Regions from separate parts of the Homo sapiens genome. Here regions 1 and 2 are each linked to region 3. Evidence: chromatin loops called from intact Hi-C (ENCODE). Cell type or tissue: heart left ventricle. All regions are shown on one strand. Region 1 overlaps LOC105370832 (a long non-coding RNA gene). Region 2 has its middle 65 kb from the start of LINC03065. Region 3 overlaps TCF12 (transcription factor 12).

Region 1 (8,000 bases), 650 kb after region 3:
TTCAATTTAGGTTCTATGGGTGGTATATAGACTGGAAAAAGGCAATGTGTATATGTATATGTGAATGTGCAAGTGTGTGTGTGTGCATGTGTGTACCTTTTGTGAACTGGAACACTAGGACATCAAACTACCTTACTTTGGGACATCTTGGACATTGAGAAACACAAAGAGAGGGAATACTTTGTTATCACCTCCAAACTGCTACTGCCTAGATAAAATGAGAAAGCTCTGTGCTTTGGTTGGCAGAAGTGGCTATTTAAATTGGAACCCCCTTTTTTTCATAGTTCATGCTTTGTGTGAACTAATATAAAATTTACCAGAAATGTAAACGAAGGCTACACATTAATGGGTGGTTGAGCCTGCGACTAATATTTTTTAATGCATGTGAGCATTCCTGAGGCTCTCAGAAATATTTTGGGACGTGAACTTTTTAAAAAACCAGATAAAGAGAAGAGGGACTCAGGGCCATTCTAGTTTGGCTATTAAATGTTAATATGACTTGAGTTGTACTCATGGGATGGTGACTTACTGGTTTTTGCTTTGTTTGCAACGAGCTCTTGCTCTGTTGCCCAGGCTGGAGTACAGTGGTAATAATAGCTCACTGCTGCATTCAACTCCTGGGCTAAATTGATCCTCCCATCTCAGCTTCCTGAGTAAGCTGGGACTACAGGCATGCACCACCATGCCCAGCCAATTTTTGTATTTATTTATTTTTTTGTAGAGACAGGATCTCACTATGTTGTCCAGGCTGATCTTAAACTCCTGGCCTCAAGTAACCCTCCCACCTCGGTCTCCCAAAGCTGACATACTGGTTTTTATGTGTGGGTGTATTACCACATTATGTGTATTTGGAAAATAAATATATAACATGTATATCACTTTTTTTTCACAATGGCATACTGCTGTGTTAATCTGCTTCATTTATTCAACAATATGCCATTGATATAGTCTAACAGTCGATGAAAATTTCTAATAATAATCAGAAAGAATTAATACATTTGAAATTTTTAGGTATTCACCCACTACTAGTCTGTCTGATGAGGCCCAATTTCCTTAGCAGGGAAGTTTCCAAACATTTAAATATGCAAATGTATAAAGGCAAATGAGATATCATTTAATTTGTTTATTGTCTTACAGTGAAAGAGAGCAAATGAGCAAGTTGATGCCTTTATGGCAATTATTTTTAGTATGATTTCTTTTGTGCTAAGGTGTAGCTGAAGGCAAACCTCAAATTCTAGCATGAACATGCAGCAGCAATAACATGAATATTTTAGGGGCTATGCGATTCTTTTTGTGGGTTATGGTTGGAAATAAAATTTTAAGTTACAACTCCTTTGGCAAATGTGTAATAAACTACTGGGACTAAGTCAGAATGTGTTTAAGTTCTCAGCCTCAGACCTGTTTCTATGAGACCCAAGTCCTGGGTGTCCAACATTTTCCATAATGTGACCCTCTTTCCTATTATTCTAGATTAATCTTTTACCATTCACCCCACTTAATACAACCCTGCACCTCCCTCTAGTCATATGAACTTACCTGAACAGGACATGTATTTTCATAGTTAAGGAATGTGACCAACTATCTTAAAATACCAGGGCCAGCAAACCTGCAATACAATGGCAGCAGCAGTGACAAACTCAGAGTGACTGGCTGTGCTCAAGAGCAGTGGCCCACACGACTTCGGTCATGGGTTTGATCCGCACCATGGCAGCTCCATTTCTTCTGTGCTTTTCTACCACACTCCACGCTTAACTTCACCTAGTCATCTGTAGACTGGTTCTGTTGGTCAGAATGGGGGCCACATAAAAGCCCTGGCTTCAGCAAATTTCAAAGCCCTGTTCCAATGAACAGTCATGGAAATTCAAAGGGAGATGTTATTATTCTTGAGGAGAACTAACCAATCTCTGTACTAAACCTATTTAAGGATGTTTTCACCCTTCCAAAAAAGAAAACAACAACAAAAAAGTACAGAATGTCTGTGTTTAAGGCATTTCAAGAATTAATGAACCTCATTCTCTTGTTCTTACCCAAGGCACATCGCTGCTTAAAACCACAAAGTGCTGACCTAGCCAGTGGTTCCAGAACCCAGGGCCTCAGCACAGCATTTTAAAGCCTCATCCTCACAGTAAATTACTATTTTAGTGATAGTCCTGGTAACATATGGCAAACGGAAAACACTTTCTGTAGATTAAACAACGTAGTTTTCATTAATGGTTTACTATGTACTTGAGACCTTAAAGAGATTTAACTAATTCTTCATTTGGTACAGTTGCTGCTGAATTATTTAAAACATCTCTTTCCTGCTTTAACTTAGAATTTGCATTAGAAAGTATAATACCAATTAAGACTCCTCCATTGCCTCAAATGCTCTAAAAATAATTGCAAATGAAATCCTAATCACACATACATTTCTTTCCCTGTGACCTCTCGGTTATTGTAAGTTTAAGCAAAATAAATGAACAATACACAGAATTTGCAGACGAAACAGCCAGAAGGTTAGGAAATTACTTATTAAGGTAACGAAAAATTAAAGACTAGTGGATGGCTTTTTGAAGTGCCGGAGACATGTGGTTCAGAGTTCTACATTTAGGTGGAAAACTCAGTGTTTCCATTTGACTAAGATATGTTGAATTATCTCCAGAATTACATAATGTAAAATATAAATGTAACAACTTACACTTATTTACAACCCCAAATTAAAAATGGCGGCTCAGTTGGCTGATTTGAGTTTTATTTACTATGATAAATAATCAAAAGTGAAAATTGGATGCCAGGCATAACTTTGGCTGACCATGTCTTGTTTGCTTATTTTTTGCTTAGCTTGTGTTTCTCTTGCCCCCTCTCCACTTTCTCCTCATGGTATGAAGTTTAAATATTGACTTTAAGCCTGTCTCAGAGGACTTCCTCAAGGTAGACCCAAACTATATCACATTCCTCATAACTACTTCTCTGGTTACCTTCCTAAAGGCAACGTCTACCTAGAATATCTGCTTCTCGCTGCCACATGTTCCTTCCATTCCATTCCATGAAGTCTACTTAACGAGCCCCTTCAGTAGAGAAGTTCTCAACGAATCCCTTCTGGATCCAGGCATTCTGATTACTGTATTATGACTGTGCACTCTACCCAGGTACATGTCAGCTTTCCTAAAATAGTCTGCAAATCTTGTTTTGAGTTACTTTTGTGTTACGACACATTTTCACTTGGGTACATGCCGGCAGATTAGTACACTGTGCTTACCATTTACCACCGAAGAAACGATACTGCTGGACAACAGGGAGCTTAGAATATCAATTTGAATCAGAGTGCCATCTACTGGTACAAATGCTACAATACTATCAGCAGGATTACATGATGCTCGATAAGCATTCAATATGTTTACACCCACACATACACATGAATTGTTCTCACAGTTTGATTAAATAATAAGGAATATGCTATATATATAAAATGAATACTTTGCTATCACCTTTAGTAATATCTATGTTTTTGAAAAACATACAATGATGACATGAGAAAATATTTCCATTTGGATCCTCTAAACAAAACTGTCATCTCCAAAAGATGGGTGTGAATTCTGGACTATTCCCTCTGGTTATTTTGTAACTTAGATTTTTAAATATTTATTGAAAATCATATTTGAAATAAGGAACTGAAACAATGTACAATGAAATGTCTAAATGACATTAAGTTCCTAAACAAGTAGCATTGTGTTGTGAAGAAAACTAGTTTTTGTTTTTATTTAAATCCAGGAACTTAGTTCTTTTATAAGGTGAGCCATCCCTACAGGACTGACTACACCTTTATGTCACGAATGGCTGAGAAAGCGTGATTTCTCAGCACAAAGGAATGTGGAAGGACTTTATAAAAGATCAATATTAAAAACATTTAATCTCTGCTTGTCAGGGTAACATCTTAGCCTATTAAATATTTTCTCAAACCCTTTAATAAATCCAATATTTTTACTCATTCTAAATAAAATTTCCTTGTGGGTAGATTTAAATAAAATGCATAGAAGTACGTCTGTAAATTAAGAGAAAACTTTTTTGCGCTCACATAGAGGCTGATTTGGATAGCATGGAATCATTGGCAACCAAACAGATGCCCTCATCTATAGCCCAGAGACAGCTCTCAGGTGTACAGAGAACATTTCATTTCCAACAGAGAGGTGAACTTAGAACTTGTCACTGATTTTTGCACCCTCTTAATCTTCCTGTTTATTCTGTGCTTCATTAAAGTCAATCTCCACAGGGCAGACTGTCATCTGAGCCCGGCCTGTCCTGCTGTCTGCTCTCTCCAGAGAGCATCCTTCATCCTGATAAACAGGCTGCGAGCTGGACATGTGACTGAGCTCCTTAAGGTAAATAGACTACAGAGAGTTGTTCCTTCCATGCTGGCTCAACAGAATTTGATAAGCAGAATCATTGACGTGTGCATCATAGTGGAGACAATGCTTTTCCAAAAGATGGGGTTTCAAAGTTACTGTTGTGAAAGAAATAGAGGATATTTATGTTTATCTTTGTGTCACACCATGCCTTTAAACGCTGTATTAGCTAGTGTCATTCATCTGCCAAGTGTCTCCCTCAGGATTCAGCATCATTTATAGAATGTCTTTGCATGCCAGTTCTGGGCTAGGCACTGAAGATGTAAAGACTTATATGGGGAGGGAAAATGGTGGCCATGGTAGGAAACATAGCAAAGCTCTCTTGGGAAGCCATAAAGCATGCCATATTAACAATGCCAGCCTGTGTGCTGAGTGTAGGGTGTGCCTGTTTGTTGGACTCGCAGATCATGTTATTCCAGAGCAATTGCTTTATCTGGATGAAAGGGCAAAACCGGGGCCTGAGACTGGTTTCCAGGCAGCACTGTTCACCATGTCTCATGTTGACAGATAAAGCACAAACTTACCTCTGAGGATCCATGGCTTTCTGTCTTACCTATTAAACCAGACCTCGACCAGACTCTGGGGAATGAAAGTCTAATCTCTCAGGTAGAAGGGCTTAAAGGAATCTTATATCCCTGAACTGAGGACAGTTAAGTTTCTATGACCACCAGCTGAGTACTGGAATTACTTTTCCAACAGCTGGATGATGGGAACTCTGAACAAGATACCCCAAGTGTCATGGCAAGGGTAAAGCCTCAGATTGTGGGTGGCCCCATAAGAAGTGGGGAGCTTTCATCCCAGTTGATCAGGGCAAGGAAGGTCTGTGTTTGACAAGTGGAAAGCATTGTAATGAAACTTGTTCCTACTTAGCTGAGAAGGAGGGTGTAGTCACGGAGGACTCTCAGCCAGCCCAGCCCAGTTTTCTCAGTTTATGAGAAACAAAAATCCAAGAAGTGTCCTGATGGTTGTCCCTTCTCAATAACTACTGCAATTTCTGCTTGGGAGGCATAACCAACAACAAGAAAACCAGGACAGCTCTAGGAGATGGGTCACTGCAGGCTCCAGGCCCAGGGCAGGGCATCAAGGGCAAGGGCTGCAACATCAGTAGGGCTGCCATCCTGTGCACATCCTACCCATCTTCAAAGCTTAGTGTAACCAACTACTCTCCCTTTTAGCTCTCCCTTCCCTCCCTGGACCACATGCAGCTCTCCCTCTTCTGATCTCCTCTTACAATGTGGTACAATTAAGCAATTTATTATATTAGTCTCATAGTCTAATTGTTCCTTCTATGTTGTGTTACCACAATGAGATCACAATTGTGTCTTTCATTTCTTTGAAATCAGAACACACAAGATCAGATATGTGGTAGGTATTTAATACTTAACCTAAATTAGAGAATCAGAAAAATGACTTTGGGGAAACATTTATATAGCTTCTGCCTTTAACACAATAGAAAACAGATCCAGAGAACTGCTGCTCTATTTGTTCTACAAGCATCTAGTGAAACTTCCAAGCCACTGTGCTGGGTGCTGTAGGGGGAGACAGAGATGCCCAAGAAAGGAGCACTGGCCTCACAGACCTTTCAGTGAGGCATGAGAAAGAGTACGTGTGCACCAGTTATCAAAGATGGAAACCCATGTGGAAGGTGAAAACAAGGCTGTGGAATCTCAGGTGAGGGAGGTAGTGGGTCAGCTGAGAGACTCAGATGATTTTATGGAGACAGTGGCACCTGAACCCAATCTTGAAGGATTTGATATGTGGGGTTTGGGGAAGAGTACCCAAGTTTGAATGCATTTTGGCCTTTACCAAGCTTTAAGTCCAATTTAAAACCAGACCACAGAGTCATATGTGCCAACTGTGATTGTGGCTACAATTCATGCTGAGTGCTATAGTTTGAATGTTCCTCCCTGACCCACCAAAGTTAACATGTTGAAAGCTTGATTCCCAAAGCAATGGTGTTGGGTGATGAGGCCTAATGGGAAGTGTTTGGATCATGGGGGCTCTGCCCTCATGAATGAATTAATGCGGTTATGGCAGGAGCATGTTCCTTATAAAAAGACGAGTTTGGTCCCTCTCTCTCTGTCCTTCTACCATGTTATGACACAGCAAGAAGGCCCTGGTCAGATGTCAACACCTTGATCTTGGACTTGCCAGCATCTAGGAATATGAGACATAAATTTCTGCTTTTAGCCAGTCTTCTCAGGTATGCTATGTTATAGCAGCGCAAAACAGACTAAGACACTGAGCCTCCAGAGGGCTTACTGAAAGAACACTTTGATCTGCCTGAATTGGAGCTCTTCTTGATGTGGCCAACCCCAGCTCCCCCATAGAAAGAAAGCTGCCTCTCTTCTTGTTTCTAAATTTCACTAGTCCCCTATTATCCACACCCCACAAGTGCAGGGAAGCTTCCAGTCCCACTCTCCTTTGGCAGAGTCAGGCAGAGACAGGGCACTGACCCCACCTGGTCTCGCCCCAGCACGTTAGACCGTGTGTTTACTCTACCTGCTGCAGTCCTGGCCCCCACTCTATTTTATGTAGGGTTCAAACTGTGCTCCTGGAGTCTGGGCATGAGTGCTGGCCACTTCTCTCTCAATTCAGCCCATACTCTGCCTCTAGAGTTTGCACTTCATCTGGAGGGATGCCAGGTGGAGCCTATTTCTGAGAAAAGCCACAGTGGTTGAGCAGTTCAGACAGCACAGACAGGAGCAACCTAGCCCTCTGCAGCTCAGACCTCTCCTCTTAATTCCTTACTCTTCCTTGGGGTTGGCTTTCCACAGCCCTCCAGCCTGAACAGCAGGTTCCAGACAAGTCAGGACACCCTTGTTTTCTCTCCCTGATGCTGCCTGGAACTCTGTCCTGCCCCACCTCTAGGAGTAGCAGCTCCAGCCTTGTTCTTGATTCTGCTCATCTGGCTCACCCTCACTGGGCATCTCTAGTGGCCAAAGAAAGTCTCCACGCAATATCCTTTTTTTTTATTTCTGTTTGCTTGCTTTTATCTCCCTTTTCTTATTCCCTTAGGATTTAGAGGGAGAGGAAAAGCATGAGGGTGCCAGGACAGCAGTATGGGAGGCACAGAGGAGTACTGGATAATGCACTGCTTTTTGCAAACTCAACTTAGAAGACTGCCCAATCAACTTGCTATTCTTTCTTCTTTCTAGACATGAGTCTTCAGTCTCCTGCCCTCAGCTTAGCTGGAAGCTGGATGACAGCCACATTAAGAGGCTTTCTGCAAGTGGCTTTTGGATGAAAAGGGGGCCTCTCAGGTACTCCACTCTCACGTTGCAGGCTCTGCAGCAGCTGGTCTATCTGGTGGCACTGGGAGTAAGTAGTATGGGAGACCCCTCCATGCCGGGGTCCCCTGGAGTGTCCTCCTCATAGCGTGAGGGTTCTTCTCAGGGATACTGAGGATAATTCACAATGGCTTTGTAGTTGCAATATTCTTTTTTTATTTCTTAAGTTTCTGTGTCCCAAATTTTAGTACAAATAAACATTTATATACATGGCAAGAAAATATGATCCATGCTAATCATTTAGTAAATGTGTGATTTCTTGTGATTTCACCTTGTCTAGTGTCACCCTCTTTGAGGCAGGGCAATCAATCAGGACATTAGCCATTTA
Region 2 (8,000 bases), 320 kb after region 3:
ATGTGAATTCTTATTTTTATCTTTTTATCCTTTTATCATTATATAATGGCCCTCTTTATCCCTTACTTTTATTTTGCCTTAAAGTTTAAAAAAAGATGATAATATTACGTTTAATTAAAAAAATATTTTTCTAGTACAGTTTATCCATCTATTTACATAATCATTTCTCTGTGTCATCAAGTTCTAGGTAGTCTCTTGGCTGAATTTTTAAAAATCCTGAGAATCTCCATCTTTTTGTAGGGAAATTCAATATGTTAATATTTATATGAATTTTGATTATTGATACATGGTTCATGTTGTGTTTTCTATTTATCTTTTTTTTTTTTTTTTGAGTCAGGGTCTCACTTTGTCAGTCAGACTGGAGTGCAGTGGTGCGATCTTGGCTCACTACAACCTCTGCCTCCCAGGTTCAAGCAATCCTCCTTCAGCCAGTTATTCTTTAACTTTGATTCTTTATTCTTTTCTACTTTCTATTAGGTTGAGCTAGTCTTTTTCTTTCTTTTCTTTTTCACTCTGTTGCCCAGGCTGAAGTGGTGCACTGGCATGATCTCGGCTCACTGCAGCCTCCACCTCCCGGGTTCAAGTGATCCTCCCGCCTCAGCCTCCCAAGTAGTTGGGATTAAAAGTATGCGCCATCACACCCAGCTAATTTTTGAATTTTTGGTAGAGATGGGGTTTTGCCATGTTGGCCAGGCTGGTCTCAAACTCCTGACCTCAAGTGACCTGCCCTCCTCGGCCTCCCAAAATGCTGAGATTACAGGTGTGAGCCACCTCACCCAGCCGTTTTTTTCTTTATTCTCCCCTTTCCTCTATACTGGAAGTTAGAAGGTAGGATTAAAATTTAAAAGACCCCTGGGAGAAACGAAAAGCCCAGGATTCCATACTACTTTTTCAGACTGCGGATTTGGACTTTTCTATTTCCCTCTTCATGGCAGGAGTAGCTCTTCAAGGTTTTCCTCCAAGGACTTCTCCTGGGTCTCCAGAGCCTGTGTCTCAGGGAATTCAGGCAGTTCTCTTTTGCAGCTTCTGAACCTAAACAGAGAAGGTGGCCTGGGGCCTGGGTCCCCCAGGCCAAAAGCCAGGGGTCAATATGAGCAACAAGGGCATCCAAGGAGAATTCTGCACAAGAACCACTGAGCCTATCAGCTGAGCTGGGGTCAAGTCAGGCTGAACCCACTGCGGCTTCGTCCTCTCTCTTTATTCTAAAACCGTTTTCTTCCTTTTGCATTCAGCTGTTTATTTAAAAGTTATTTTTTACTGCATTTTGCCAATTATTTCTATGTGTAGGTACCAATCTGCTATACTCTAAAAAGCTGTGGGAGTTAATTTACTTATCTTACAGACTATTTACAAGTTCCAAGTCTCACCTTCCACCTCACATCTTTTTGTTTTTGTCTGGTTTCCTCTGTTTCCATCTACTTGACTTACTAGTAGATTCTTTCTTTCTTTTTTTTTTTTTTTTAAGATGGAGTTTCACTCTTGTCACCCAGGCTAGAGAGCAGTGTGCGATCTCAGCTCACTGCAGCCTCTATCTCCCAGGTTCAAGCAATTCTCCTGCCTCAGCCTCCCGAGTAGCTGGGATTATAGGCGCCTGCCACCACACCTGGCTAATTTTTGTATTTTTAATGGAGATAGGGTTTCACCATTTGGCAAGGCTGGTCTTGAACTGCTGACCTCAAGTGATTCACCCGCCTCAGCCTTCCAAAGTGCCGGGATTGCAGGCGTGAGCCACCTCAAATCCCTTTGTCTCTCAGGTTGGGGAGGTAAGACCTCCTCTGCACACAGGCTCCTGGACACCATGCTCTGCTCACAGCCAGAGTCCAGGTAAGAAAGCTGGCCATAGTTCTCTGTGCCGTAGTTCCTGGGTGTGTTGCCTTTTCCCCATCCTTCAGCAGTTTCTAAAATGATGGACTTGACAGGTCTCAGCCTTCCTGGCTGGACACAACCCTGGCTATGATAGAAACATGCCCAGCTGGAAGCAGCTGACATGTCCAGAGCTTCCAGCAATGGGCTTTCCAATACAACATGTTGGGGCCCTTATTTCCTGTCACTTCTTTTTGGCTGGGTGGCTCCATCTAGCCACAGGCATTCCCTGGGCAGCTGTCAGAGTTAACATCTGAGCCTGGTCAGCACTAGTGCAGCTGTGGGCTCTGGCATTGCTGCTCATAAGTAAATTCCCCAGTGAGCCCACAGTGCTGCCTTGACATCTCTGTTGGGTGCAATTCTCTTCAAAGAAGGCCAGCTTCCTAGGTGCGAGCCCTATGCAGTCACACTGGGACCCGCCCTCAGACCTTGTACTTGGATTCATGCTCTGGTGTTGATAGCTTGAAACTTAAAATAATTTGTGAATAAAGTTTTGCTTTTTACTGGGCTCCATAAATTATGTAGCCTCTCCTTAGGAGAAACAGAGAAGAATACCACCGGCACTTGGGGAAGTGGGTGGGGTTTATCGACTAACCCGCGTCTTGGGAGTGCAGAGCAGCGGCCATTATAAGTAATTGTTTTTTCTCTGGGAAGCTCCCACCCATCTAAAAAGCATTTTAGGCCAGGAGCGGTGGCTCAAGCCTGTAATTCCAGCACTTTGGGAGGTCAACGTGGGTCTTGAGGTCAGGAGTTCAAGATCAGCCTGGCAAGCATGGTGAAACCACATCTTTATTAAAAATACAAAAATTAACTGGGCTTGGTGGCGGGCACCTGTAATCCCAGCTACTTGGGAGGCTGAGGCAGGAGAACTGCTTGAACCTGGGAGGTGGATGTTGCAGAGAGCTGAGATTGCACCACTGCACCCCATCCAGAACAACAGAGTGAGACTCCGTCACCAAAAAGAAAAAGCGTTTTAGTGCCTCAGAAAAGGGAAAAGGGTAGACAGCCTCTAGAATAGCTGTCCGATGTAACTTTCTGTGATGCTGCTAATGTTTTATATATTTGATGTCCAACATAGTGGCCACTATCCCCATGTGGCTTCTGAAAACTTGTATTGTAGCTAGTATGACTGAGGACCTGAATTTAAAAACCTTAATTATTTAAAAATTAAAGTTACATAGACACATGGAGCTGTTACCATATTGCACAGCATAACTCTAAAACAACAAAGTAATTTCTGACCTTTGTGCTTTGATTATTGTTCGTACTGATCTATAGCAAGACTTAGGCTTTGTCCAGAAAGGATTTTTAAATTCAGATTTAAGGCATACCATGAACTAAGATGGGGCCCTCAACTCATAGTGTTTTTTTCTTAAGAAAAAAGAAGATAACCTTACCACCTATGAAAGCTAGGTCATGATATGCGTTGCTCTACCCTGGAAGGGAGATAGTACATGGGTGAATGAGTTGCCCAAAGACTGCCCCTTCCAGTTCCAAGGGATTATGGAAGAAATGAGGAAGACAAGAAGTGAGAAGGCCAGAGGCCAGAGTCTTGGCAAGGAGTGATGGTGAGGAGGTGGTATAGTAGGTGGGTTGATAGATGAGCTTGAGCCATCACTCCTGGGCTTACATGGCCGGGATGTTGTACAGGTGATCTAGCAAGTCCCGTGTGTTCTGATGAGACAGAGGTTTTGAGAGCACAGAGGTACGCCAAAGGGCTCTGGTTAAAACAAAGAGGTACCTGAGTAGAAACTTTGAGATGGCCAGAAACACAGATTCCAGAGGAAATTACTTTACCTCAAAAAGCCAAACCAGAAAAATCAACCTTCAGTGGTCACCAGTCCAGTAAACAGAAAATCTAGCCACTTCACCTTTGGTTAGTGAGGATTCAGATAATATCTCTGCTGCGTGGGTCATCTAAATTCTTACAGACCCCACTAAACAGAGACAGAGTCACTAACTTGGAGGACAACAAAGAGATGGAGAGAAAATGTAAAGACCGTATTTTACCTAAAGAAACTAAAGATAATTTACATAAAGAAGGCATCTGAATTATTGAGCTGAACTAAGTTTAACTGAAGGGGATAAATTTAGGGTCCTTTTTTCCCAATTCCCTGTGGATGAGTAGATGAGTTATGGAGAAATACAGAAGCTATATTTTCCTCGCACATCTGAGTACAGAGTGAATGAATTTGTGACCCCACTACAAATATGTGTGGCTTCCTGCCAAGCCAGTGATGGACAGCAATTCTATTTCCAAGGCTTTGGCAGGGGTGGAGAATGTGTGGGGAAAGGGAGGATGCTAACTTCATGTACTGAGTCTGGGAGCAACAACACCAGCACCATGATGAATTGGCCACTTAACCCACAGATGCCCTCTCTTCAAAGGCACTAGCAACCTCACGTGGGAAGTACATTTTGAGTGTATCTGGGAGGGAGTTTTTCTCTTATCCTCTGCCTGGACAGGGAAGAGGTTGTAGATAACCCAGCTTACTGGTCCAAGAGCTTTGACATCAATGGGAGAGGGGGGATCTGGCAGATTATGGTGTCATTTTGGCTGTGCAGGCCCTAGTCATCTTCTCATGCAGGATCAAGGAGGCATGAGCTACTTGGACAAAATCCTAATATACGAATCTAAATCTAACATCCTGTGAGTCCTTTGTCCAGACAGGTCCTCAAGTCCTCTGTGGGCTACACCACCACCTGCAGGCCAACCCTGAAAAGTACATGTCCAAGAGAATGGAAGAATTACTGGGCTCTATTCTGTCCAGTCGAGACATCTGCATTATGCTTCAAGTGTTTGTAGTCCCAGAGGAAGAGCCCACATGATTTATCAAATATATTTATCAATTCCTGGAATTCATTAGACAATTCCCTACACATTTCTTTTCATAGTCTGTTGTAATAATTGACATGCTCAAAAGGGATGGAGGCTTTTCTTGGTTCTCAGATGCAGATGCAGTCTCCTAACAAGCCTTACTTAAGGTATTCCTGCCTTCCCCTGACCTACCTGACCCAGCCCAGTCCACGTGAATGTCTCCATCCACTGAGATGAGCAATATCTAGTGCTTGGAAGACCCAGCCCTGAAGTCTCCACCTCTGGGTTTCCTTCTCTAGGAAACCGGCTTTTGAAAGAGTATAATTGCTCCTCTTCCTTGGGATTAAGAATCACTTGTCATAGAGTTGGAGTGGCTAAATTAGATGCGGGAACTCAGTTTGCACCAGAGTCACCTTCCTCAAGCACTTTGGGTTTACCATTTCATACCCAATCCTGGGAGCCATAGACACACGAGGGAAGACTACAGCACTAATCCTGGAAATCATCTGCTGGGAATTTTGAAGATAGCCCGTCCTGGCCATCACTAATAGAGGTAGTCAGGTCTGGCAGGGGCCCACACAATTGGGTTTTTATGATATGTGAGTGTAAGAGGAATAGAGTGGTCAAGAATGAGCCTCAAGTCTATATCCTGAGCTGCTGGATGAATGGTAAAGCCAGGAGCTGCAGTGTATAAAACTGTAAGAAAAACAGGTTTGGGAGATAAGACCAAGTTCTATTTTGAAAATGTTCAATTTGAAATGCTTATTAGACATCTAATGGAAATGTCAAGTAGGTGGCAGAATATGTTAAGTCTGGAGCTCAGGGGAAATGTCAGGGCTAGAGAATATAGATCTGGGAGTTATTGACAGAGAGACAGAAATTAAAGCCATGGGACTGGATAAGATCTCCTATAAAGTGAACGAGTGTATTTAAAGAACAGAAGATGTTTAAAGAAATTAAAAAATGAGGAATAAGAGGAAGGAGCCAGCAGACTCAGAAGAGGCCAATCCAGGGACACAGGAGGAAAACCGAGACAGTGCGTTGACTCAGATTCCAGGTGGTTCACCAAGTGAAATAAAATCCACTGAGAGGTCAAGTAAGAGAAGGGCTGGGAAATTGTTCAGAGGATTTAAGACATGTAGAGCTCACTGGTGATCCTGAGAAGAATGGCTTCAGTGCAATCATAGGGAAGCAAACATGATTGGAGAAGACTGAAAAGAGACCATGAAATGAGGAAGTGGAGAGACACTGAGTATTGACAACTTGCTTTAGAAATGATGATGTAAGGAGGCCTGAGAAGCAGGAGGGAGTAGTTGGAGGAGGGTGTAATTCTAGAGAAGACAGGTTTTTTAAAGACAGGAGATATTATAGCATGTGTATCTGCTATGGGAATGATCAAACAGAGAGTGGAGATGTAGAGATGGTGGAGACAGTGATTGATGAAAAGAGCAAAGCCTTTGAGTAGGTGATGGGGAATCCAGGGCTTAAGTCACAAGGTCTAGGAGGACTAAGAGTCTAGGACAGTTTTTCCATCATCAAGGAAGGAAAGGCAAAACTTAATGAGAATGCTGGTGGGAAATGTTACAGTTGTCTTGTGGTTGTTTCTATTTTCTTAGTAAAAGCAGAGATGAGGTCTGTTTCAGCCAGCTCATGCTAGCTCAGTTCACTGAGACTCTGCCCTAGACACAGAGCCAAGTAATTTACCCTGACAACTGAGTTAGAAGAGCCCACGTGTCTTGCAAAAGGTTCTGGATTCTCAGAAGTGCCACTGCCAGATCTGGTACCTGTCCTTGAGAAAGGATGTCTGCTAGAGAAGCAAACACATGAAACGCTCCCACCTCAACTAAGAACCCACCTAAACATGTTAAGACTTTGTAGTCACCCAGTGAAAAACACCACCCAGTGGAGTGGAATGTGGAAGAAGAGCCAGACCTGATTAGAGCCTCCTCCCACATCAGGCTAAGGCTGCTGGCATCCTATAAAAAAATTAAGAAACCTACCTTAAATATTTTTTTTACCTTCTCCCTCTGTGCTGTGTTTTAAACTTGCTTGCTCACAATGGATTTTCCCAGTTTGTCCTCATATTTGGATGGATACTCTGTCTCTACCCAACCTTTTAGAAAAGATGGTTCTTTGGTACTGCCCAAATGGTTTTAAATTCAGCTTCTCCGTAGAATGCTTCCCCTGAATCTCTACCTCTTCAGCTCCAATGAGCCTCAGACATGTCCCAGGCTCCCAGCTACCATATCTCTTCCCAGCCTGCCTAGGCCCTCACTTCTCAGGGATGAAGGTCTTCACACATATGAGAAACCATGTAAAGTAGATTTTAGAAGGATAACATAGTGTAACCATAAGGTGTTATTCAAAGCAGCAGCAGGAGCAACAGGGCTTTCTGAGCAAGGCTTTCCTATTTAGCCTTCTTTATCTTTCTCTAGCCATTAAAAATGACTTCTAAAGGAATAACATATTCCTTGGGAAAATGAGTGAAAGTACAAATGAATTAGGGTTTAGAGAAGATGAGGATAAAGAAGGTTGCTTCCTCATGGAAGACCACACACACACACACACACACACACACACACACACACACACTTTGATTACTACACATAGTAACTACATGTATTGTAGCTTACAGATGAATGAAAAACAAATTTGAATGTCTTTTTTAAAGCAAGATTTTTGTAATAAAACACAAAGAGATATATTAATATAAAAATAAAACATGCATGATGGCACATAAATATTCTAATTAGGTAAATAAGCTTTCTTCAACCAAACATTTGTGGAGAGGTGTTTGGGCCCTGTATTTGAATCAAAGTATCTAAGTAAAGGTACTTCTAATTAAATAGGAGTCAGGGTGAATATTTATTTTCTCACATAATATGTGACTAAATGAATGAGGCTGTTTTGTTTTTGTTTTCTGAACAACCCTTATATTGGAAGCCTAGTTTGTCAGGTGCTATGGCTCTAAATGATTTTGGAACTTCTTGTTAGGAACTACCTTCAGAGCTCTTTTGATGAATAGGGTGACTGATTATTTCTGTTTTCCAGAATGTGGGGCTATAGAACTGGGAGAGTCTTAGGCAAATCTTCTTGATTTACCTGGAACTGAGGGAGATGTCCAGTCCTAAAACTGAGAAAGTTCCAGGCAAAATGGATTGAGTTTGGTCACCCTATTCATAAACCACACAAGAACCACCAGCCCATTGCTTTATAGTCATACAGTGTTACTCAGTTTGATCTCCTCCTTATTTTTAAGACTGGCCCTTAATGTCCTTTGGCTGTTTCAAAGACCAAATGTGTTCCCTCCACCCCAGAC
Region 3 (8,000 bases):
GTTTGCTCCTTTTCCAGGTTTGCCTTTAATATTTCTAACAGTGGGTCAAGAATACCCTTTAGTCCAGGTCTAATTCAGCACCACCAACACAATACCCTTTTGAAGACTACACATGCCCTGTTAATTATGAGATCTTTCCACTTTGGTTCATTGGAGAAAGAATTATTCCCAGCTTTGTGTGAGCTTTCCCTGGTCTCAAGTTGTTTCCTCTCATGCATATACATGCATGTACATGTCAGTACTTGGCCAAAGACTTGGAACCAAACTCTAAAGATCTTGAGCTCCCTTGCTCTCTCTCTGCTCCTTCCTTTTTACCCTATAAATCCTAGTCCCATAGCTTCTCTGAATTCTGATTTTTGTCTTCTCAACTCACAAAGACTGCCAGGCTGCGTTTGATTATCTCGTCTTTTTGCTGTGGCCCAGAATCTTCCTACAGGCAGTGAGAGAGTGGGGGTAACTTCAGGACTCACCTTGTTTTCCTGCTCTCATGGAGTGCCTACTGTCAAATGTCTGAAAAGTAATGATTTAGTTAGGACCACTATGAAACTTCCTAAGGTTTTTATACCTCTTAGAAACCCTTTCACACACCCCCTTTAAAGGAAAAAAATAAAAAAGCTTTCTCCTAGTCTTTCTCTAGCAAACCCATTTTTACAGATCAGAAAAAGATAGAACATAACAAAACTTGACTTCTGTAAATAATCAGACTTTCCAACAAACAAAGACTGCTTAGAGTAGTGCATGAGGTAGAAGATAACCTGAAAAGTTGGATCTACATTTGCTACTATCTTTACTTTTTGGAGTAGCCTAAGTTAAAAACATCCTACTCAGCGAGACTTTACCATAATAGATAATGGGTTTGATAAACTCTTGGACAATCTAAAAACTTTGTTAAACTACCTCTGTTTTTATGATATTGTGCTCTCTTATTTCCAACATTAGATGTTTTATTTCTAAAATACTTTGAATTCCACTAAGTCTGCTGACATATTTGAATTTAGAACAAACTGCTCTAAGAAAATGATCTCCTGTACTAACTACACACATAGCTATTTCTAAAAGGTTAAAAGGCTGGCAATTTTCCAGTTCTTTCTCATCATTTCAGTTATGAAATACAATGTCCAGTTCCTAGTTCTCTTCTATTTTCTTTGGCATGTTGTGACCAGTTCTCCAAATTCAGTATCATGTATTTTGTTGTGTAGGTCTTTAATTCCTGGCCCCAACCCTTGCCCACATACATATACTCTAAATATATGCTACAGATAACCACAGGGCATGAAAAACACTGGTGAAAATTGCTATTATTAAATTTTACTGCTTCTTAGAGGTCTGTCTCTCACTATGCAAGCTACGTCATATTTACATTTATTTTGACACTTTTATATTCAATTTAAAAAGTCACTGATTTCATTAAAATATTTTGACAAACTATATGCTAACTAACAGTAAAATTTATACTGAAAAATCTTAAAGCACTCCTGTTCTTTCTCCGAGGGATTTGTATATCCTGGCAATGTAAACATAGATTTAAGACTACACCTAGACCCGTCTCACGTGGGAAAACTGGTCACGTTGTTGTTAGTTATAATGCTTGTAAGTACATTTGAGCTTTCTGTTGTTGTTGAGATGAGGTCTCATTCTGTTAACCAGGCTGCAGTGCAGTGGCACAGTCCTGGCTCACTGCAACCTCTACCTCCAGGCTCAAGCTATCCTCTCACCTCAACCTCCTGAGTAGCTGGGACCACAGGTGCACACCACCATGCCCAGCTAAATTTTGTATTTTTTTTTTTTTTTTTTGCCACGTCACCCAGGCTGGTCTCGAACTCCTAGACTCAAGTGATCCACCCACCTCAGCCTCCCAAGTGTTGGGAATACAGGCATGAGCCACTGTGCCTGGCCATTTGAGCATTTTTTGAAAAAACAATTTTTGTAAACTTGTATTTTGTCATTTTCCTTGAACATTCCAACTTTCCAAGTTCCCTCCCACTGAAGGCTGCTGGTTTGGCTTGTTAGCCCCTCTGTATGAATTGTTCTTTTGTCACAGCATTAAGTCTGTGAGGGAAACTAGACAATTTTTTTTTTTTTTTAAACAAAGTCTTCCTCTGCTGCCCAGGCTGGAGTGCAGTGGTGTGATCATAGCTCATTCCAGCCTCCAAACCCTGGGTTCAGCCTTCAAACAGCTGGGACTACAGGTGCATTTGCATTTATTCAAATATTATTTCCTCAGAGAAGGGTTCTCTGACTAAACTATCTAAAATAACCCCACTCTAGCCTTTCTTTCTTTCTTTCTTTTTATTATACTGTTAACAAAAATCGACCTGGTAAAGTGGCTCACACCTGTAATCCCAGCACTTTGGAAGGCCAAGGTGGGAGGATGGCTTGAGCCCAGGAGTTTGACACCAGCCTGGGCAACATAGTGCGATCGTGTCTCTACAAATAATAATAAAAAAAAATTAGCAGGGCATGGTGACGTGCACCTGTACTCCCAGCTATTCGAAGGCTGAGGTGAGAGGATTGTTGAGTCCAGGATTTGGAGGCTGAAATGAGCTATGACCACACCACTGCACTCCAGCCTGGGCAGAAGAGCAAGACTTTGTTTAAAAAAAAAAAAAAAAAGTCTAGTTTCCCTTGCAGAGATAATGAAACTTGGCCAGTAACCTTTGGTAAAACCATTATAACTCACAATTTCCCCTTTTCCTATTATAAAGTTTAGGAACTCTGCTTTAATTTGTATTGTCACTTTATCTACATTTTACTATCATTTTCCATATTTGTATTTTGCTATTATCACATATGTGATAACTGAACCCAAAACTCCTTTGCATTTTCTGTTCCTGTGACTGTCTCTTTCCATTCATAATTTTATAAAATATGCACAAGGATTTAACTGCACCTTTATAGGTTTTTTATTTTATACTTTCTGTTTTTTTTCCCTAGAACATGCAAAGATCTCACTTAGTGCTTTTATGGTAAGAGTTTATTTTGGGTAAAGCTTTAAAAAAAGTATAAAATGCTTTAAAATATTTCAATGAAAGATTATAGCAGATAAGCAGGATTAATTTAAAAAACAAACTATTTGGGGATCAGAAGTAGTTGTTTAATAGGATATAGGTTTAGAGTTCCCAAAAGATATCTTACAACTAAGGAAATAAATATAAAGATAGCTCTAAAGGGTTAGATAACTATTACACTGATGTTAAACAAATACCATGCTTACTGGAATTAAACTTTCTAGAAGTAATAAGCTTAATAACTGAATATATAGTTACATTGTTAGTACTGAGAATGGAAGAAGTGATCCAGAAATGATTGCATTTATTTCACTTTTACTTCCTCAACTTTTTGGATTATATTCAGCCAATATCTATTTAAGGAACTGCTTTGGAAGGCCCTTATGTTTTATGCAAGGCACTGCTATTTTCCCAAATGAATAGAATATCCATTCTCCAGCTCCAAGTTTCCATGACAATAAAAACAAAACATTCATCAGCACCAACTTGGTATTTTATGGCAAATGCAGCTGCAGCTTATAACAGTTCAATCTTTATCCCAACTCATTTCTGCCTAACAGAGGCACTATATTTCTCCAAATCAACTGAATTATTTTTACAGTGATTTTCCCCACCGCAGACCTAAACACTAACAGTGTGTTACACCATCTCTAATTATCATCCACTCTTCCCAATTTCACGCCAAATACAATGAAAGGTTCCCAAATGTTGCTAAGAGCACATTTGATTTGTGAAATCTGAAAGCTCAGTTGATTTAAGTATTACAGCTTTAGAGGAATGTATAATATTTAAGCTTTCATGATTAACTACAAAGAAGACAGAATTTTGGAAACGAAAGACATTCACAGCAAACAAAAAGCTAAATTAAAATCAGTCAGATTATGGTAAGACAGTGCCCCCTTGTGTCTTGGTATTTCTGCCTTGACTAAATCCGGTATTCATTTCCTTAGAGTTCTATAATATAAATTTGAATATTTTTTGTATCACAGAAATAAATAGAACTTGATAACTCTCCTAAGACAAAATCCTAATTTAAAACAATATGAATACACTGGCTATTAAATATAAGTGATTTTTACATGAATACTCTGTAACATGGTGAAAATGTAACAAATTTGTATATCTAGTAATTTCATTTTAAATTTCACATTTAATTTACTATTAGTGAGAGATGTTGACAAAGTTTTAAGAATGAAAGAAAAACCTTGCTACTATCAGTTACATTTTCCTTTGGTATTGGTTCTCCTGTGTAACCACTTTATGCTAGTACTGGTTACCCTCATTATTACCCTGGGGCAACTAATGAGTTTGAGGCTTTACACAGAGAACAAGACTGTATTAAATAGAAGAAATTAACATGAAATCTTAAAGGGTATATGTAATAACAATATGAGTAATACCCTAAGTTACAAATAGCTTTAGAAATAAAAAGTCACATAAAAAACATCATTCATGTTTTTTAACTCCACTCAAAGTGTAATATTCAGATCAGAGGCAAGGCCATGAAGTTTGTAAAAATTCAGAATCTCGGGTACCATACCAGATGATCTGAACTAGAACTTGCATTTTATAGCAAGATCCTTGGATGATTCTTATAAGCAATAAAGCTTCAGAAACGCTGCTCTAAACTCAAAAGCCTTCCTACCCTCAACTATCACGCAGCAGGAGCAGAGTAGCATAAGGAGAGGCTGACTGACCTTTGGGCATAGAGTTAGCTTTTAGAGATCAGGTGGATTCAAAGAAAGAGAGAATCAGGAACAGCTCTAGGAAGGCATCCCTGAGTATATAAACTGAGGCTATGTCAGCGTGCTTACCAAAGTGACTCCTACACCAACTCTTTTTCCCTTTTTCATTCTCTAAAATATATTTTTTAAATGAACAGCTAAGATTCTATCAATCTGTGGTCAATATGGGTGACCAAGAAACTTCAAAAAGCAAATAATGTAAGAATTAGAAGTCCATCACTCATTATCAATGATCCCTAGTACACATTTTTTTTTTACATATTTCAAACTACATTTACTGTGCATTTTCTATCTTATTTCACACTCACCAATCCCCTGATAATCAAGTTTTATTATTCCCATTTTATAAATGAGAAATCATTTATAAATGAGAATCATTGAGGTCAACTAAATTACCAAAGGTCATAAATGTAGTGAAGGCTGAGCACACTGCTAAGATTCAGGTTCTGATTCCAAATCCTAGGTTCTCTGTACTGTAACACATTACCAATACTCATTAATGTAAATAAGCTTAATTAGATTGCCTTTCTCCCAATATTAGCTATGGACAGAATACCCTGCAGAATAACTTTAGAGCAGAAGACTAAAGCAGCACAGTAGCCCTGGGCATATGGAAATGTTCTTATTAAGATGTTTAAATGTTCTTAAATAAGGGATGTTCTTATTTTCTTTTGGCTCATCCATATTTTGATTTTCTACAATAAACATTGTATTTGATACAGGAAAAGTATTTTTAAATGCTCATAGTATATAGTATATTCCTTACAGATAAGCTAAAATCTTTAAAAGAATTCATGCATGTGAAGTAACCCATATAACATGTGCACAAAGAAGTTAGGTCTGCCAGGTATGGCAGCTCATGCTTGTAATCCCAGCACTTTGGGAGGTTGAGGCAGGTGGATCTCTAGTGCTCAGGAGTTTAAGACCACCCTAGGCAACATGGCAAAACCCTATCTCTACAAAAAAATTCAAAAAAGTTAGCTGGGCATGATGATGTGTGACTGTAGTCCCAGCTACTTGGGAGACTGAGGTGGGAGGATCACTTGGGCTCAGGAGGCGGAGGTTGCAGTGAGCTGAGCTCGTGCCACCACACTCCAGCCTGGATTACAGAGTGAGAAGCTGTCTCAAAAAGAGAGGGAAAAACAAACGAAGTTACGTCATTTGATGATTTGACTTACCCAATCATCAGTACAAAACGGTCACAAGTTTAGGAACACAAGTATAAGAAAAGAAAGCCTATAAAGTGTAAGAACTCTAAGTAATTTATGTAATTAAATGCTACTTGTTTACATTAAAAGCATTTACATTAAACAGTAAGATGTCATCAAATTATTTTCAAGTAAGTTCAGGAATACGCCCTGTTCTGGTCCAGAATGTGAACTTATTTGTACTACGCATCATCTATTTCTCTTTCTGTCACTTTCATTTTAAGAGTGAACAAATTCCAAAAGATAATCCTTAGAATGTGCCTCGTATCTATCCCTTTCTTTCTGCCCATAACAATCACCATCTCAGTTTAGATTCCTGTGGATGAACACATAAGCATTTGGCTCCCAACTGATACCCCTGCCTCTAGTTTCTCTTTGCTCCCATCTATCCATACAAGAACATCATCTTCATTACACTCCACTGTTCAAAAACTAATAGAAGTTTCCCAGTGCATGTGAAGGTGGATCAGGATATGCTATCCTAAAATATTACACTTTGGCATAAGAATTATTTTGTGCTGAAGGCATTTCAGTTTCTGAAATCCTTATCTGCCTAAAAGCAGAGCCTCCTAAAAGAACTCAATTGTCAAAAAAACCCTCCCCAGGAGCAACTCTAATCTCTCTTACTGGAGACAGAAGTAAGCACCACACCCAGAGAGACACTGTCACAAAGTAGCCTATCTCCAATCTATTATCCTAAAGACCCATTTATTTTTACAAAAAGTCATTTGCTTACCATAAGTGCCCTGACTTTTCCCTCTCTTTCTTCTACCAAGTTAGGTATACAAACTCCAAATTTTAAACAGTCTTTTGAGTAACTCGTCTCTGGGTACACTCATGTGTATAGGCAATGCACATGTGAATAAACCTCTGTCTGCCTTTCTCTTGTTAACCTATTGCCACACAAATGTACAGGGCCCCAGTCAGAAAACCTACAACCCAGCTTAAAACCTAAAAGATTTTTTTCCTTCTCTATACATGGAACACAAAATCCATTTTTTAAATATTCTGACATTGAGATTTCCACATTCAGGTTCAAAACAATCCTTTTTTGTTGCTGTTTCGGTTTAATTTTTAAAATGTCCCAAGCTTACATAAAAGTTGTTAGTAAATGAAACTTCCTCCCCTTAGTTATTTTTGAGAATAAGCAGCAGACACGATGCTCTACCACCCACAAAATACTTCGGTGTGTATGTGCTGATGTGTACTGTACAAATAAGCATGACAGAACCATCAGAATCATCTAATTAACATTTATACATTACTATCTTCAGACCCTGTTTGAATTTTACCAAATGTCTCAATAATGTCCTTTAACAAAAGGACCAAGTTCAGAATCATGCATTAGCTTTACTTCTTTTTTTTTTTTTTTTGGTGGGGGGGGGCACGTAATAGGTGTATATATTTATGGGATACATCAAGTATTTTGGTAAAGGTAGGCAATGCATAATAATGATGTCAGGGTAAATGCGGTATCCATCACCTCAAGCATTTATACTTTATGTTACATATAATCAGTCCAAATATACTCTTTTAGTTATTTTAAAACTTACAATTAAATTATTGAATGCAGTCACATTGTGCTATCAAATGCTAGTCTTATTCATTCTCGTCAACTTTCTTGACTTTCATATCCTTCATACTGTAGCTTAGAATGTCCCTCAATTTATTTTGCATGGTATTTCCTTAAGATTAGATTGGAAAGAGTAACACAGAAATGATGCTGTGTTCTCAATGCACTCTGTTAGGTGGCACATGAATCTGAATTATCCCATTATTGATGGTGAATCGACCACTTCATTAGGTGGTGTCTGCTAAGGCTCCTCAACTGAAAAGTTACCTTTTCCCACTTTAGTTGATAAGCATTTTGTGAGAAGGTATTTTGAGACTAGGTAAAAATCCTGTTTCTCACAAAACTTTATTCATTTATCAGCATAATTTATATATCAGCATAGACTTATAGTTTCCTACTTTATTCAAAGAATTATAAATCTATTACTATCACTATTTATTTTGTTGTTCAAAATGTACAGATTTGG

Evidence for each region. A loop is a pair of places that touch in the nucleus more often than their neighbours do. Peaks named below come from ENCODE experiments on the same cell type or tissue, not always from the same donor. Only the 100,000 strongest peaks of a DNase experiment are listed, where the experiment ranks them.
Region 1: it touches region 3 in a loop (4-fold over the local background); 40 of 110 quality-filtered maps call a loop at or near these places.
Region 2: a loop joins it to region 3, with 3 times the contacts of the local background. A loop is called at or near these places in 39 of 110 quality-filtered maps.

What each region holds. Positions count from the first base shown.
Region 1 is chr15:56,492,041-56,500,040 of GRCh38, reverse strand. LOC105370832 (a long non-coding RNA gene) reads left to right here. Exons shown (of 4, transcript XR_007064652.1): 2 at 2,968-3,128; 3 at 4,250-4,358; 4 at 7,541-7,893. Among named protein-coding and RNA genes, the nearest start is that of MNS1, 31 kb to the right of the region's middle. In heart left ventricle, a CTCF peak has its summit at 3,304 (motif pointing left); no DNase peak of the experiment used is centred here.
Region 2 is chr15:56,818,464-56,826,463 of GRCh38, reverse strand. No RefSeq gene overlaps it. Among named protein-coding and RNA genes, the nearest start is that of LINC03065, 65 kb to the left of the region's middle. RefSeq lists an enhancer at 2,128-2,297. In heart left ventricle, a CTCF peak has its summit at 4,574 (motif pointing left); no DNase peak of the experiment used is centred here.
Region 3 is chr15:57,142,496-57,150,495 of GRCh38, reverse strand. The region is part of intron 5 of TCF12 (transcription factor 12); the gene reads right to left. Among named protein-coding and RNA genes, the nearest start is that of SNORD13D, 130 kb to the left of the region's middle. In heart left ventricle, a CTCF peak has its summit at 3,918 (motif pointing left); no DNase peak of the experiment used is centred here; H3K4me3 peaks cover 809 bases; H3K27ac peaks cover 2,230 bases.